Regions from separate parts of the Mus musculus genome. Here region 1 is linked to region 2. Evidence: chromatin contacts called from ENCODE POLR2A ChIA-PET data. All regions are on one chromosome and are shown on one strand. The core of a region is the stretch at or near the end of the contact, and the rest is flanking DNA. Distances in the headings are between cores, read along the strand shown.

Region 1 (7,175 bases), core at 2,557-5,056, 110 kb before region 2:
AGGCCATCCATCAAAGAAGTATTGGCATACCCGTGGCTGCGCCGTGAATGACATATTGAATGACATTAGCAAGATAGTGTTTGACCTTGTCCTGATGTGCAATGATAGCTGCTGAGAACTCTAACCTGATGCACAGGCAATGGCAAGTGTATAGAATCTCTGAGCTGAATTAACTGTGCCAATGAGGACTCCACATATCTTTATAAGTATCTTAAATGGAAATTCAATATTAATTTGTTCCAGCTAACCTAGTCAACTTGTACAGCCACCCATAGGGTCTGTTTTTATTCACATGTGTATTAGTCAGGGTTCTCTAGAATCACAGAACTTATGGAATGTCTGTCTCTATATATTAAAGGAATTTACTAGAACGGTTTATAGTCTGCACTCCAACTAACCCAACAATGAGCAACTGTGAATGGGAAGTCCAAAAATCTAGTAGTTGTTCAGTCCCAAGAGGGTAGGTGTTTCAGCTGGTCTTCATTATCAGCTGGAATACTGAAGAAGTAGAATCCAACAGATGTGCTGGCAAATAAGTCAAAGCAGAGAAGAACAAGGAGGAAGAAGAGGAGGAAAAAGAGAAGGGGGCCGAGAAGGAGGAGGAGGAGGAGGAAGAGGAGGAGGAGGCCTTCCTTCTTCCATAGTCCTTATGTAGGCCTCCAGCAGAAGGTGTGACCCAGATTATAGGTGTGTACCACTTTGCCCAGATTTGAAACTTGCTGTAACCCTGGCTGGTCTTGAACTCAGAGATCGTTTCCCTCTGTCTCCTGGGACTAAAGGTGTGTATGACCTTGTCTGGATCCAAGCTTTGCATGGTCCCTAAATCTCAAGATCGGGATCAAGCCGGGCAGTGGTGGCACACGCCTTTAATCCCAGCACTCAGGAGGCAGAGGCAGGCAGATTTCTGAGTTCGAGACCAGCCTGGTCTACAAAGTGAGTTCCAGGACAGTCAGGGCTACACAGAGAAACTCTGTCTCAAAAAACAAAACAAAACAAAACAAGATCTGGATCAAAAGCTTGTGTCAGCCTTGCAGTGGTGGCACATGCCTTTAATCCCAGCATTTGGAAGGCAGAGGCAGATGGATTTCTGAGTTCCAAGCCAGTCTGGTCTACAGAGTGAGTTCCAGGACAGCCAGGGCTACAGAGAAATCCTGTCTCGAACCACTCTCCCCGTCACACACACAAAAAAGCTTGTGTCATCCCATGTCAACATCCAAGTCAGAAGCCGCAAGATCTGGATCACAGGTGTGCCCTCAATTTCTGGATTGCAGTTCATTCCAGGTATAGTCAAGTTGACTACCAGGAATAGCCACCACAACCAATATGCATAAATTAATACATGCTGGAAAATTACAAAGACATTCACCCTGTGTGAATTAAGTCCTTCTTCATAACGGTGATGCCCGCAGCTGACTCCTTTGAACTTTAGTCTGTGGTCTAGCTATTGGCTATCCTGTTTCGTCTAAGAGCATACACAGTAAGCTGCTCCTCCTACTCTGGTCTGAAGGCAGAAGGCATGCTCCACAGGCAAAACCCTTCACCTGTTACTGAAGTGAACAGTTCATTACATGACTCAAATGAGGAATTTTAAAACACTGGTGTGGTACAATCCTTTATCTCAATATTTTAAGAATTTTCATCCATAGGAAAACAAGGTTATTGCCCGGGGAGCATGAGACTGGGATCAAAGGTGCCTGAGTCAACATAGCTTCTCTTAGAAACAGTTCTAGTACAGGGAAGAAGATGCAGCTCTCCTAGAATTTTTGCACCTTCCCCAGAAGAAATCGCTCCTAAGTGATTACAAGATTAATTAAGAAAAATCTCTTTAATGACAGCATGCATTCAGCTCTGGCTAATGCTTAGAGAAGAGACAGCCAAGAACAGATTTTACATTCCACATATGCTGTCTCATGTAAGTCTCTCTTAGGTTCAGGCCCCAGGTTAAACAATTTAAATATGGACTGGAGACTGCAAGTCCCACAGATGGGAGATTTACACAGAAAAGATATAACCAGAATTATTTTTAAGTATACCAGTGCATTGAAACAGCAGGCCACTCTTTGGTGATGGGGTCCTGAGTTTGAGGTGCCGGAAGATGAGAAGGTTGGAAAAGTAGAAGAAAGCAGTGGTGGCAAACGCCTTTAATCTGAGTACTTGGGAGGCAGAGGCAGAGGTAGACAGATTTCTGAGTTCAAGGCCAGCCTGATCTACAGAGTTTGTTCCAGGACAGCCAGGGCTACACAGAGAAACCCTGCCTGGATAAATAAATAAATAAATAAATAAATAGAAGAAAGTATCAAAATTGTGATGGGGGTGTCTTGGATAGGCTGTCTATGCCACACAGGCTTCTGGAGAACAGCATCTTGTATACTTCTTACAGGGGGAAAATGGAACAAGATAGGAGACTTCTATGAAGTCAGCACAAACTACTATACAGTGAGAAAACCACAGGAAGGAGCTAATAAAAGAAAGCTGGAAAAACAGGAAGAGAGAATCTCTCAAAAACGTTCCTGACCAAGCCCACACTGGACTCGGGACTGATAACCATAGCCGCATGTGGTGGGATCTCAGGGTCTGAAGCAAGCCATCCCCGAAGGCCCTGGCCCCAGACCTCCACCCGCTCTCCCAAGCACCGTCCTTGCTTTAGAGAAGGAGCTCTATTTTATTCCCAGCACTTCAGGGCCTTAGGGGAAGCTCCCAAGCCTGAGCCCCAGGTTGGCATTGGCTCTGGAGACCTAGAAGGAGCTGTTCTATGCCTTGCTTGACCAGGCCAGTCCTCACCAAACAGTGTTTTTCCTTTTCAAAGAGTTATCACCAGCTGTAGTCTTGCCCATGTGACAAAACGATGCTTTTCTCAAGAAGAAAACCAGACCTTTATGGCACACCAGGCCTTAAAGTTGGTTGTGGCCCTATATTGCCCCTTGGAGCCACTTGTTAGAGACCTGCTCTTTGAAGTCAGGATGGGGCTAATTCATGATTGTAAAGCAGAGTTGTCTCCTACCTTATGGTTTGTGGACAAATGTCTGGACAATCCCGGTAAACTACCACATGTATTCTAGCATCCTATTCTCCAATCGGCCTTTTTAGCATAGCACATACCTGTGTGGAGTTTTAGGGGCAGTCCTCCCTCACCTACATTCGACTTGCCGCCACTACAAGCATTAGTCGATCCTTTACATCAATTTTACTCTTCTACATCACAGCTTAATATTTGAGTGCTATCCGACACACGAGATGCCTTTTACAGGCTCCACAAAATTAACTCGAAATGGGACTTATACCTAGCTATAAAATGCCTAAATGCTAAGGCCAAAACTTACAGAAGAAACTATAGAAACAAGGGCTCTCCAAGTTTGGCATCCTGCCAAGGGTATTTCTACACAGAAGCCCTTTCCCCAAATGCTTTGTGTAGATGCAGCCACCCTAGTGAGATTATTCCGAGCCCACAGCCGGGCCCAGGGAGAGAGAAGGACCACAGGGGAACCTCACAAGTAACAGCTTCTGTCAGGCTGCTGTTTACCACAGAGCCCCCTGGGCTCAGCCGCCTGCTCCTCCCTTTGTGGGAGACTGCCCTGCACTTAACGTGTCGGAACTTCTGGGCTTGCCTGAGCTCCCCGCACCCAGGAGCGGCACACAGAACACATCAAGCAGAAACATTCAAGACTGCTAGCTAAATTTAAAAGAGGAACTTGCAAGATCGCACCCGGAAGAGCCCGCCTTCTCTTTTGGGTGGCAGATCCGTCTGGATGTCCTAATTGGCTAGTGAATCTGGAGTGACATACACACCACCCATTGGATTAGAGTGTGCTGAAGGGACACAGCGGAATAATTCCGGGCACAGGTTGCCAGTCTGAGGCCAGTCCTTTCCCGGATCTGTAGAAATTTGCATTTCAGTACCACCTTTGTCTTTCTTCCAATTGCTTGCCGGTCTTTTTCCCCCACCCTGGTCAGGGGAAGACCCACAACTCCAATTTGCTCTTGGCTAAGTTACCCGCTTCTCTCCACTGTGGGCCACATTGCAAATTTGGAGCTTTCCAGAGCTCCAGTCACAACACTCAGTAGGCACTTCCGCTTCTTCCTTTTGGAATCATTGAGACTTTACTTAGGGAATGTTGATAAGTTCACATATAGGTTTGCCTACCCCTATGCATGCTATGTTAAATCCTCTTCTGAACTTGATCACAAGGTAAAAGCAGAGATTTTTAAGGGCATTCTTAGCTCAAAGTCATGCAGAAACATACGTAAATTATAAAAGTATTGGACAGAAATACCTCTAGAATGTTCATCTTCTATTACAAAATCTTAGCTAACCATCCAGTAAATGACGCTGTAAAAGTAGATGGCTAAGGAGCTCTTTGTTAATCATTATCTGTGATCTAACCAATAAATGTATCAAAATATATAGATACAAAAATGTATCAATGTACAGAAAGAACAGAGAACACTAATGCAGAGGACCAACCTCACCTAGGTCTGGGTTCCTAAGAGAAGGGGTGTTTGAGAGCAACAGGGAAACAAGCAACTTGAACTCAAATCATGGGTCCAAGCTGCTGGCTTATGTTCTGCTGAGATAGCATTCCAGATGAGATGGCTTCCCAGACTGCTTTCTCTGTGTCTGTGTGCTCTAGACTGATTTTACTTTCTATTCTAAAACCTCTGTGGTTGAGACAGCTAGCTTTCTGCGTGAGACAGCTCTCTCTGCTAGTAAAAATTCTAAACGCTCTCTGGATAGCTCCTCAGTTTTCTCACCAAAGTCAGAAAAACTGATCTAAAAAATTCTTGGCTTTTCCAATCAAGTCAAAAATACTGTTAGAAAAATTCTAAAAGTAATTCTTGGGTTATCAAAATCAGAAAGGAAAAAAAAATCTGCTGTGTTCACTCTTCACATAGCCTTCTCTGGATAACTGCTAGAAAACATTTTAACAGAGCTCTGTCACCTCTCTAAGTAATTCTTGGAATTTCTAACCTCAGACATTAGAATGTTAGGAAAAAATCTTGAAGAGCTGTGTTTGCTTTCCAGAGATATCCAGATAGCTCAGCTCTCATTACAGAAAAAACACTTTAAAAAGTACTGCAGTATCTTCCTGCTAGCTCATCATATACAGATCAAAAGCCTGGGTTTTTTTTATTACATATGAATTTGGTTATTTATTCCAGGATCCCTTTTGATTATCCTATGAATCATCTGCCCATAACCCCAGCTCCTTGATACTTAAGAGACAGCAAGTACATTTTATTTATTTATTTTAACAATGTAAAAGAATTCAGAAATCTTGCTTAACTCTGTTATGTAGCTGGGTAGGAGTGTGCTGGGGGGACACAGAGTAGTTGCAAGCAGTGGAATGTTTCTATTGAGGCTTACTGGGCTATCCTAGTAGGTATTTGGAAGACTCTGCTGCTGAGAGTGACTTGTACTGTGCAGACCTGGCCCAAGATGTTTCAGTGAAGAAGAACTTCAGTATCTGGCCTAGAGACTGTTTTTGGTGAAGAAGATGGTTCAGACCCTTGTCTGAAGAGTCTACCTGAGACTAAAGTAAAGAGATTTATATTAATTACATTAACAAAATAAGTCTTAAAAAAATCCCAGCAGAGACCTTGCTCTCTTGTTTTGTCTTATAAAGAGTGTTTTAATTAAAAGGAGCAAGCAGAGAAAGGAAAAATATAAAATGTATGTTTTAAGTATTAATGGGGCACCAGGAAGTGAAATGAAGCTGAATCAAATGATCAAGGAGATAAACAAAATATGGGGGTGGTAGCTTTGGTGCAAGATCCCAACCAACAAAGCTTAGATCCACGCATGATGGAACATGCCTTTAATTTCAGGAGACAGAGACAAGCAGATCTCTGAGTTCAAGGCCAGCCTTGTGCAGAGCAAGTTCCAAGTACAGAAAAGCTTAAGTTCAGGTGTGGTGGTACAAGCCTTTGATCCCAGAATTCAAAAGAGAGAAACATACAGATCTCTTAGTTCCATCCAGGTCAATCTACAGAGCAAGTTCCAGGACAGCCAAGGTTAGGCAAGGAAGAAATTGGAAAACAGAAAGATGGTGATAATGTAATAGAACAAGGAGGGCATGTTCCAGCTCAAACAAGCAGCATAACTAAGCAGTTTCAGCTATGAGGCTCTGGCTTTAGAATAAAAATCCAGAGACAGCCAATATTGTACCTTGCACTTCAGTTGGGTTTGGTAATGTTTAAGAATCAACCAGGTGTTAGTGGTTTTAATGGTATGAAGAAGTCATGGATAGCAGCTGAGGCTTGGGACTGTGAGAGACCCAGGAAGGCCATTGGTGAAGGTGCAGTTGACAGCCTACCACTGAAGGGTCATGCAAAGAAGTTAAGGCTCGACACCATGAAGAGAGTCCATGAAAGGATTTTGGTGGTTCCTAGTTGCAGCAGAAGACCACAGTGTATTGGAGATGCCAGCACCATAGGATGGTCACCAAGAACAGCAGCAGCAGTGAAGTAGAGTCAAGTGCTACAGAGAGCAGAGCTGGAGATATGACCCAAGTGAGGAGCAGGGAAGATCATGTGTGGATCCCAGATATTAAAACAAGAAGCTGCAACCTTAAAGTTGCCTTCGATACCCAAAGATGTTAGAGATGCTAGAGCCATGGAATATCTGCTGAGAAAAGCTACAGATAGAGTGGAAACAGACCAGGAGAAATGTTTGTTCCAGTCAACACAAAGATAAAAAGGACTTAGAGATCTGAAAACCACTTTGACATCAGACATGGAGATGCAGAGTTTGGAGTTTGCCCAACTGGTTTCCTGTCATGCTTTGGGATTACAATGAAGTGATTGGATGAATCTCAGAAGAGACTTTGAACTTTGGAATCTTAACATTTTTGAGACTACTATAACTAAGGGGAGTTTGTAATGTATTTTTTAAAATTATGCTATGGCTAAGTGTGGCCCCCATAGGCATGTAAGTTTGAACAAACCTATAGGGACCAGTTACTGGAATGTGGTTGTTTGAATATGATTGGTCCAGGGAGTGGCACTATTAGGAGGTGTGGCTGTAGGGGTGGGCATTAGGACCCTCCTAGTAACCAGTTGGGAGCCAGTGTCCTCCTAGCGACCTTCTGATAAAGATGTAGAACTCTCAGCTCCTCCTGCACAATGTCTCCATAGAAGCTGCCATTCTAGCCTTGATGATAATGGACTAAACTTCTGTA
Region 2 (7,383 bases), core at 3,475-5,974:
CACAAAAGAACTCACATGATATGTACTCACTGATAAGTGGATATTAGCCCAGAAACTTAGAATACCCAAGATACAAGATACAATTTGCAAAACACATGAAACTCAAGAAGAACGAAGACCAAAGTGTGGACACTTTGCCCCTTCTTAGAATTGGGAACAAAAACACCCATGGAAGGAGTTACAGAGACAAAGTTTGGAGCTGAGATGAAAGGATGGACCATCTAGAGACTGCCACACCCGGGGATCCATCCCATAATCAGCCTCCAAACCCTGACACCATTGCATACGCCAGCAAGATTTTGCTGAAAGGACCACCCTGATATAGCTGTCTCTTGTGAGGCTATGCTGGCGCCTGGCAAACACAGAAGTGGATGCTCACAGTCAGGTATTGGATGGAGCACAGGGCCCCCAATGGAGGAGCTAGAGAAAGTACCCAAGGAGCTGAAGGGGTTTGCAACCCTATAGGTGGAACAACAATATGAACTAACCAGTACCCCGGAGCTCGTGTCTCTAGCTGCATATGTATCAGAAGATGGCCTAGTCGGCCATCATTGGGAAGAGAAGCCCCTTGGTCTTGCAAACTTTATATGCCCCAGTACAGGGGACACTAGGGCCAAGAAGTGGGAGTGGGTGGGTAGGGGAGGGGGGGATGGGGGACTTTTGGGGATAGCATTGGAAATGTAAATGAAGAAAATACCTAATTAAAAAAAATTCTATGTTCACTTCCTGTCACTTGACTGATTTTATTTAATCTTGTTTACAATATTTATGAAGAAAGTTCTTGGACTAAAGGTGTGTGCTAAGGCTGAACCACACACAACTAGAGACAGGTTTTTGCAGTAAATAACACACTCTCTCTGGGTTTACAGTGTGATCAAATATCCTGCAGCAGGACAGATACTCTGCTTAGATGGCTCCTCTAGAGTTGACATGCTGTTTTGTAATTCTCTTGACTCGATTGCAAGTGTTTGGCTTGGTCTGGTTAACTGAGAGTTCTTAGCATCTCTTCTGTTCCTAGGAGGACAGATAGGTACATGCAAACTTGGCTGAGGCTCAACTAGTCAAAGCCAAGAAACTACTTGCCTCTGGGGCCTAAGTGCGAAATACAAAACAGACATAATGCCTTCACTCTTACCTCAGCCATCCAACTGGCCAGCAATAGCTACCACTCCCCAGTCTTCCATACCAGCTCCTCTCACCTCCCCAGTCTTCCATACCAGCCTCTCTTATCTGATTCAGGGTTCATTTGTTCTTTCCATCTTCATTTCAAAGGGTCTACCTTCTACAGTGGAGTTGAAGGATGGAATCGTGTCATTTCCAGGTAAGTGGATGGAAAAGAAGATCCTCATGTTACATAAGAAATAAGACTTAAATCTTTCACCTTTTCTCTTCTATGTATAATTTAGATTTATCTATATGTACATCTACTAAATGAGGTGATATGTATAAGTTACTCAGTAGAGAGCTCTTGGTGCGGCCTCAAGAAATTTAGCAGGAATGTGACATTGGGCGAGGTTAAGGAAGTAGGCTAAAGATCTTGACCATCTTGATAAGTCCCTGAATATCACAGACAGGGAAAAAATAAACCCGCTTCAGCCTCAGCAGTGACTCGAGTCATGTTACGGTGTTGTCTGTCTTTTTCTTTTCAATCCTCATCCCCTCCCTGGCGACCCCACTGACTGACTGAGCTGGCTCGGTTATTACCCTTACCGAATAATGGATATCTCAATATATATTTAAACTGTACTTATCATAGCTTAAAATAGAGAGCATATCCATATTTAACGAAAAAAATTTTTTCATTCAACTCAATTTTAAAGCTTATTTGAATGAAATCCAGACATTCTGGGGTCCCATTCATGTTCTTATTTTATTTTATTGTATTTGTTTTGTGAAACAGGATTTCTCTGTATAGCCCTGACTATCCTGGAACTTGCTTTGTAGTTCAGGCTGGCCCCAATCTGCCTACCTCTCCCCCTCGAGTGCTGGGATTCAAGGTGTGCTTCACTGTGCCTGGCCCCCCATCCAAGTTCTTAGGCTTGTTCCAGGTCATGATCTCACTTCCCTATGCTACAACTACTTGGTCTGATAATTACAGGAAACCATGAGCCATTTGAACCAATCAGAACCTGCTGATCATACCAAGCAATTTTTCAAAAACAAGAGACCAAAAGAATCAAAACTTTTAAACAAGCAAAATATCTTTGGGTCTAACTTTTGCTTCTAACATTAAAAATCGTAATTATTACATTTTTATAGAGATCTCCAGTTAAGACCTGGAGAGATTGATCAGCAGTTAAAGGATATGCTAACATCCAAAACTCTAAGATCTACAGGTAACATGTTTTCATTAATAACAGCAGCCACACAACATGGTTCTGGACAGATGGCTCATCAGTTAAGAGCATTTGCTGTTCTTGCATAGGGTCAGAATTCAGTTCCCAGCTCCCATGTAAGGTGACTCACAGATGTCTGTAACTCCAACTACAGGGGATTTGTCACCTTGTATTGTCATCCTCAGGCATGTACATACATAAACACACACACACACACATACACACAAATAATGTTTTTTAAATTTTTTATTTACATTGGTGTTCTGCCTCCATGTATATCTGTGTGAGGGTGTCATGTCCCCTGGAACTGGAATTACAGACAGTCGTGAACTGACATGTGAGTGCTGAGATTTGAACCTGGGTCCTTTGGAAAAGCAGCCAGTCCTCTTAACTGCTGAGCCATCTCTCCAGCCTTAATATTATACACTTTACAAAGCAAACAGATATCAAATGCTTAGCCTATCTTTGAGAACCTCCAGACTGCAGGGACACAGAGACTGGCTCCTTTGGTAATGGTGTTTGGCCAACTAAGAATCACTGAATAGTGAAGAAAGGAAGACAGGATTACTTATGCCTCACCTGCACAGCTCTCCTAACAGTTCATCACCAAAGCTGCATTTGGCCACAGTTGCTACAGCCCTGAAGGAGGCATGGAAGGGCTCAGGCTCCTCTGCCATACCCCAGCCTTGCTCTGAGACCCCCTACACCTTCCAAGCACCTTCCAAGCACCGTCCATGCACCGCGGAGACAGCAGTCTGCTGATGTTCACTCCCGGTTGCCACCCTTCTCTCATGGATATCCTCAACTCTGCCCATTTTTCTACAATGCAGGCCAACAACAGTTCTTTCCTTTTATTCCGTTTTTCAGGATTTGTGTGTGAATTTTGTTTCTGAGGAAGGATTTCACTTTGTAGCCCAGGGAGGCACGAAACACACTCTGTGGCCTAGGCTGACCTCACACTCTCAGCAACTCTTCTGCCTCAACCTTGATTTATAACAAAACCTATGAAGTAAAACATAATAGCTATACAGATGTATATAATTTATATACATCAAAATAGCAACAATACTTGTCTCTGAGTACTAAGTTTCAGCAAAATTTGTTCCTTAGTTCTAAAAGTTCAAGTATAGTTAGCCACACATATTTCTCAGTTTTCTAGCCATCAAGAAGGCCCTTGACAATACTTTGTCTACCACGTGGCTTCAATATGTGCTACTCTGCAATGCAGAATGGAAGAAAGGGATCTGAATATTTATTAATACAACCTATTACAATAAAAATGAACTCTAGTTCAGTAAGAACTCAAATTATTCAGTAAGAACAATTTAAGAAATTCTTGGAAGTAATATAGAAACTTCATTAATTATGGGGGGAACTTTCCAGTGCTATAGTGTTTGCTTTGTGCATTGTGAGTGCTAATATTTATAAAATCTTAGGTTGAACATTCTGTGGCCTTACATAGCTATAGCTATCCTACCGAGCAAGCATGCTCTTTATCCCCACTTGTACAAATGAGGACACTGATACACCAAGAGGTTAGCTAGTATACCCCAAACCCATAACAGCTGTAAGATGCAAAACTGGAATTATGTAATGTTAAATAGAAAAATATCTGGATCCAAAACTGCACATAATGGGTTTCTCTGTATAGCCCTGGCTGTCCTGGAACTCACTCTGTAGATCAGCTTGGCCTTAACTCAGAGATCTGCCTGCCTCTGCCTCCCAAGTGCTAAAGACTAAAGGTGTGCGCCACCACCGCTGGCCTTTTAATTTCTGTTTTTAGTAGGACCTAAACTCAGCCTTATCTCTGAGTTCTTCAGATAAGCAAGCGACTTAAAATTCAACCCTCACAGGGTCTTCCAACACTCTTTCTTTCAGTTTTCAAAGAATAAAGTACAGCTAGGAGAGATTATAAAAGACACACCTGGCGCAAACTCTCAACCTCCAGAGTTCAAAGTCATCATTCTGGATATGACACTGTCAAACCGGGGGTAGGGGTGGGGGTGGGGGGCTCAGTCCCCCAGTCAGTGCACGATACACCTACCAGCCTCATCTAGGTAAGGCCGGAAACCATCAGCACTTTTAAACGAGATGGAGATTTAATTTCTTTACCATCTTTACTCGGGAATGCCGCTTCCTGAGAGGAGGCCCCCCCCCCCCCCGGTCCGGCCTGCGAAGGGCTCCGCAAAGAGAAGCTGGCGGCCAGGGCGCTCCGGGGTCCCGAAAGGATGGCGGGCACGCGGCCCCTATCGGCCTTGGCCTCCCGTCTCAGGGTCGTGCGCTCAGCCCCGCGCCCCTCCCGGCCAGAGCTCACCTTACCAGCGGCTCACGAGCTTCCGCTTCAGCGCGCCCAAATTGCAGCGTCCCAGCAGCTACAGACAGAGCGCTGCTAGGATTCGATTGGCTGTCCAGATGGTAGGCGGAGCCTTGACCGAGCAATTCCCGTGAGTCCCGCGGCCCATGCTGCTGAATGGGGAAAATTACGAGCTGCTGTGTTTTTGCACTTGTTTGGTGTGGTGTCGCTACTTTGTCAGCTCCCTTCGCGCCAAATGCAACTAGGGCTTTTTTTTTTTCCTGGGTATATTCGGGACCTTGTTTAGTTTTGCGGCTCAAACATAATTGATCTGACACAAAAACTTGTTCCTGTAAGGAGCGAGGATTCCAGAAAACCAGTGTTTGTAATTCCCTGTCTTCAGGGCTAGGAAACAGCATTTTCCCAGGAACAGCCTGGTCTCACCCTGGGAATGGCGAAAGAGTAGACGCACTGAGGGGAGAATCAGAGTGCTGTGCGAGGAAAGTGTACCAAGGGTAAGGGAGAAGAGGGAGGCATCTGAAGGACGCTTTGACCTGTAGGGCTGGAGTCTGTTCCAAGTCCACTGACATTTACCCTTTTTTATCCCTTGACAAAACTGATGAAACTAACAGGGTTGGTGGCGACGAAAAATCATCTTTGTTTCTCGTGAGATAAATGTCCTCACTCCAGACAAGGCATGGAGCACAATTACAAGCCTAACTTGGAGTCAGACCACTTCTTAACGTTTCCATCATCTGCCATCTGAGAAGTCAGAACTGACCCCTTCCTGATCACCCTGTAATCTTCCACCCATACAGCAGCCAGAGTGACCTTAAACATAATAGCAATTAGTTGGGTATGGTAGTGCATACCCTGTGGGCTGGGCAGCTCACGTCTTCCGTGAGTGACCAGGGGCTGGAGAAATAGCTCAGTGGTTAAGAGCTCTTGTTGTGCTGTAGAACCTGCAGAGCACCTGGGTTCAATTTCCTGCACTCACACGGCAGCTCACAACCATTTGTTCTTTAACTCTAGTTCCAGGGGAACCGATGGCTCTTCTGACCTCTGCTAGCACCAAGCACCTATGTATGAATAAGCCATATTTTTAAAAGTTAAAAACTAATAAGATAGTGAGGAAGAAACCTGATGTTGATCTCTGGCCTCTGAAACATGAACATTTACATGATTATATGTACAGCCACACAAACATGTGCATATAACACACATGCAAAAACAAACATACAGACTGAGCAAGTTGTATTTATATATTTAGAAACCTATCTATATACTGATTAAATAATTTTCATCTACTTAAATTATAAAGAACATACAGACCCCAAAAAGCACAGATGTTTTTATTATACATTCAATTAAAAAATTTCAATTTACACAGTCCAGTGCCAAAACAAAGTAAAAAAAAAATGCATCATTTATTACGTTGCTATTCACTTGCATTGTTCTCTCCTAAAGTTCTGACATAAGAAAACAGCTCAAAGACACATGAATAGGGTCAGTGCACTTCTTATGGCTTACCATGTGACAATGATCATGTTTAGCCATAGAAAATAAAAGAACCTACAGTTAAATGAAAATAAAATACTGTACTTTTATAAGTCAATTTGGAAGAGCTTAGCACGTCAGCCAACACTCCCCTGCAGAGCACATGCTGCGCTGGGCACACCTGTACACTGGCTCTCAGATGGCTCAGCTCCTCCCACAGCTTCTCTGTAGGGAAGGGTAAGACAGGCTCCTCTCATACCCTGAGTGGCCGCTCTTCTGCTGAGCGCCTGGGTGACTGCTAGGAGCCTGGCCACCTCCTTTCCGCTGCTCTCATGCTCTTCCTGTCCTCCTTTATCTGTCCCCAGCCTGGCTCTGCTGCCCTCCATTCTTGGTAATGGTGCCCGGCACACAGCACACAGCCATTCTTCCCCTAAGCGCTACCCTCATTGGCTGATTATAAAGTAAAGAGACTAGGTGTTATGGATGGCCCCACGCAAGAACTAGACCTAAAATTCTCCCTATTTTGTGATCAAAAAGGTTGACGATGCCTGATTCAGAATATAATGCAGTGAGTTTAGATAGAATATGTACTGGTCCAAAGTTTTAAAATATCTACTCTTTTCTATTATTATTAGTTTATTAAAATCATAAACATTGTAAACATTGTATTAAACATTTCTGTAGAAACCCTGTTACTCTACATTTTATTTAATGAGTTCAGAAAGAACAAAAGTGACACTATGTTCTCTTTGGCAGATCTGAAGTCATGCCTCAACCCCAAACCTACTGTTTACACATGCGCTGTTAGACAGGCCAGTAGAGTCCTCTCATAACCATCCCTTATAACAAAGCAGAAGAAAGCAAAAACCATGATCCTTCGGACAGATGTCACTGTGATTTTATATACCTTACTCTCCCTGCTCCACAACTGACCAAACTCAGTGACCACAGAAACGCCTGAAAAAATACACAAAGGAGCCCGTCCTACACCACATGGCCGCACTGCTTGATAAAGTCAGGGCGAGCCTGGGTAAGGAGCAGGGAAGGCTGGGAATGGCAACATAAAGAGGAAGAGCAAGCTAATGGAGCAGCTGCTTCCAAACCCTCTATCCCGACAGTGCCGAGGCTGCTGATGCATCCAGTCTTCCTTCTTCTGAAGGGAGAAACCCAAAGTGCAGGACATTCCGTCACCCTCCTCTCTCAGCAAGGCTTAACTGCATGTATTTAAGAGCGACGTTAACAAAATGCTACATTTAT

What was found. ChIA-PET counts read pairs that join two places held with the same protein, here RNA polymerase II (POLR2A).
Region 1: POLR2A ChIA-PET joins it to region 2 with 23 read pairs in embryonic stem cell. The contact joins the enhancer-like site here to the promoter of Blvra in region 2. POLR2A ChIA-PET finds 5 or more read pairs at or near these places in 2 of 5 experiments (Patski and embryonic stem cell).

What each region holds. Positions count from the first base shown.
Region 1 is chr2:127,179,547-127,186,721 of GRCm38, reverse strand. 1810024B03Rik (RIKEN cDNA 1810024B03 gene) reads left to right here. Exons shown (of 2, transcript NM_198630.2): 2 at 1-367. The coding sequence ends at 47. Among named protein-coding and RNA genes, the nearest start is that of 1810024B03Rik, 25 kb to the left of the region's middle. Within about 2 kb of position 3,806, at least 1 of the 3 ENCODE cell types and tissues checked has a DNase peak (open chromatin) inside an H3K27ac peak, as active enhancers do.
Region 2 is chr2:127,067,998-127,075,380 of GRCm38, reverse strand. Blvra (biliverdin reductase A) reads right to left here and starts at 4,724. Exons shown (of 8, transcript NM_026678.4): 1 at 4,651-4,724. It overlaps Ap4e1 (adaptor-related protein complex AP-4, epsilon 1), which reads right to left. Exons shown (of 21, transcript NM_175550.3): 21 at 5,567-7,383.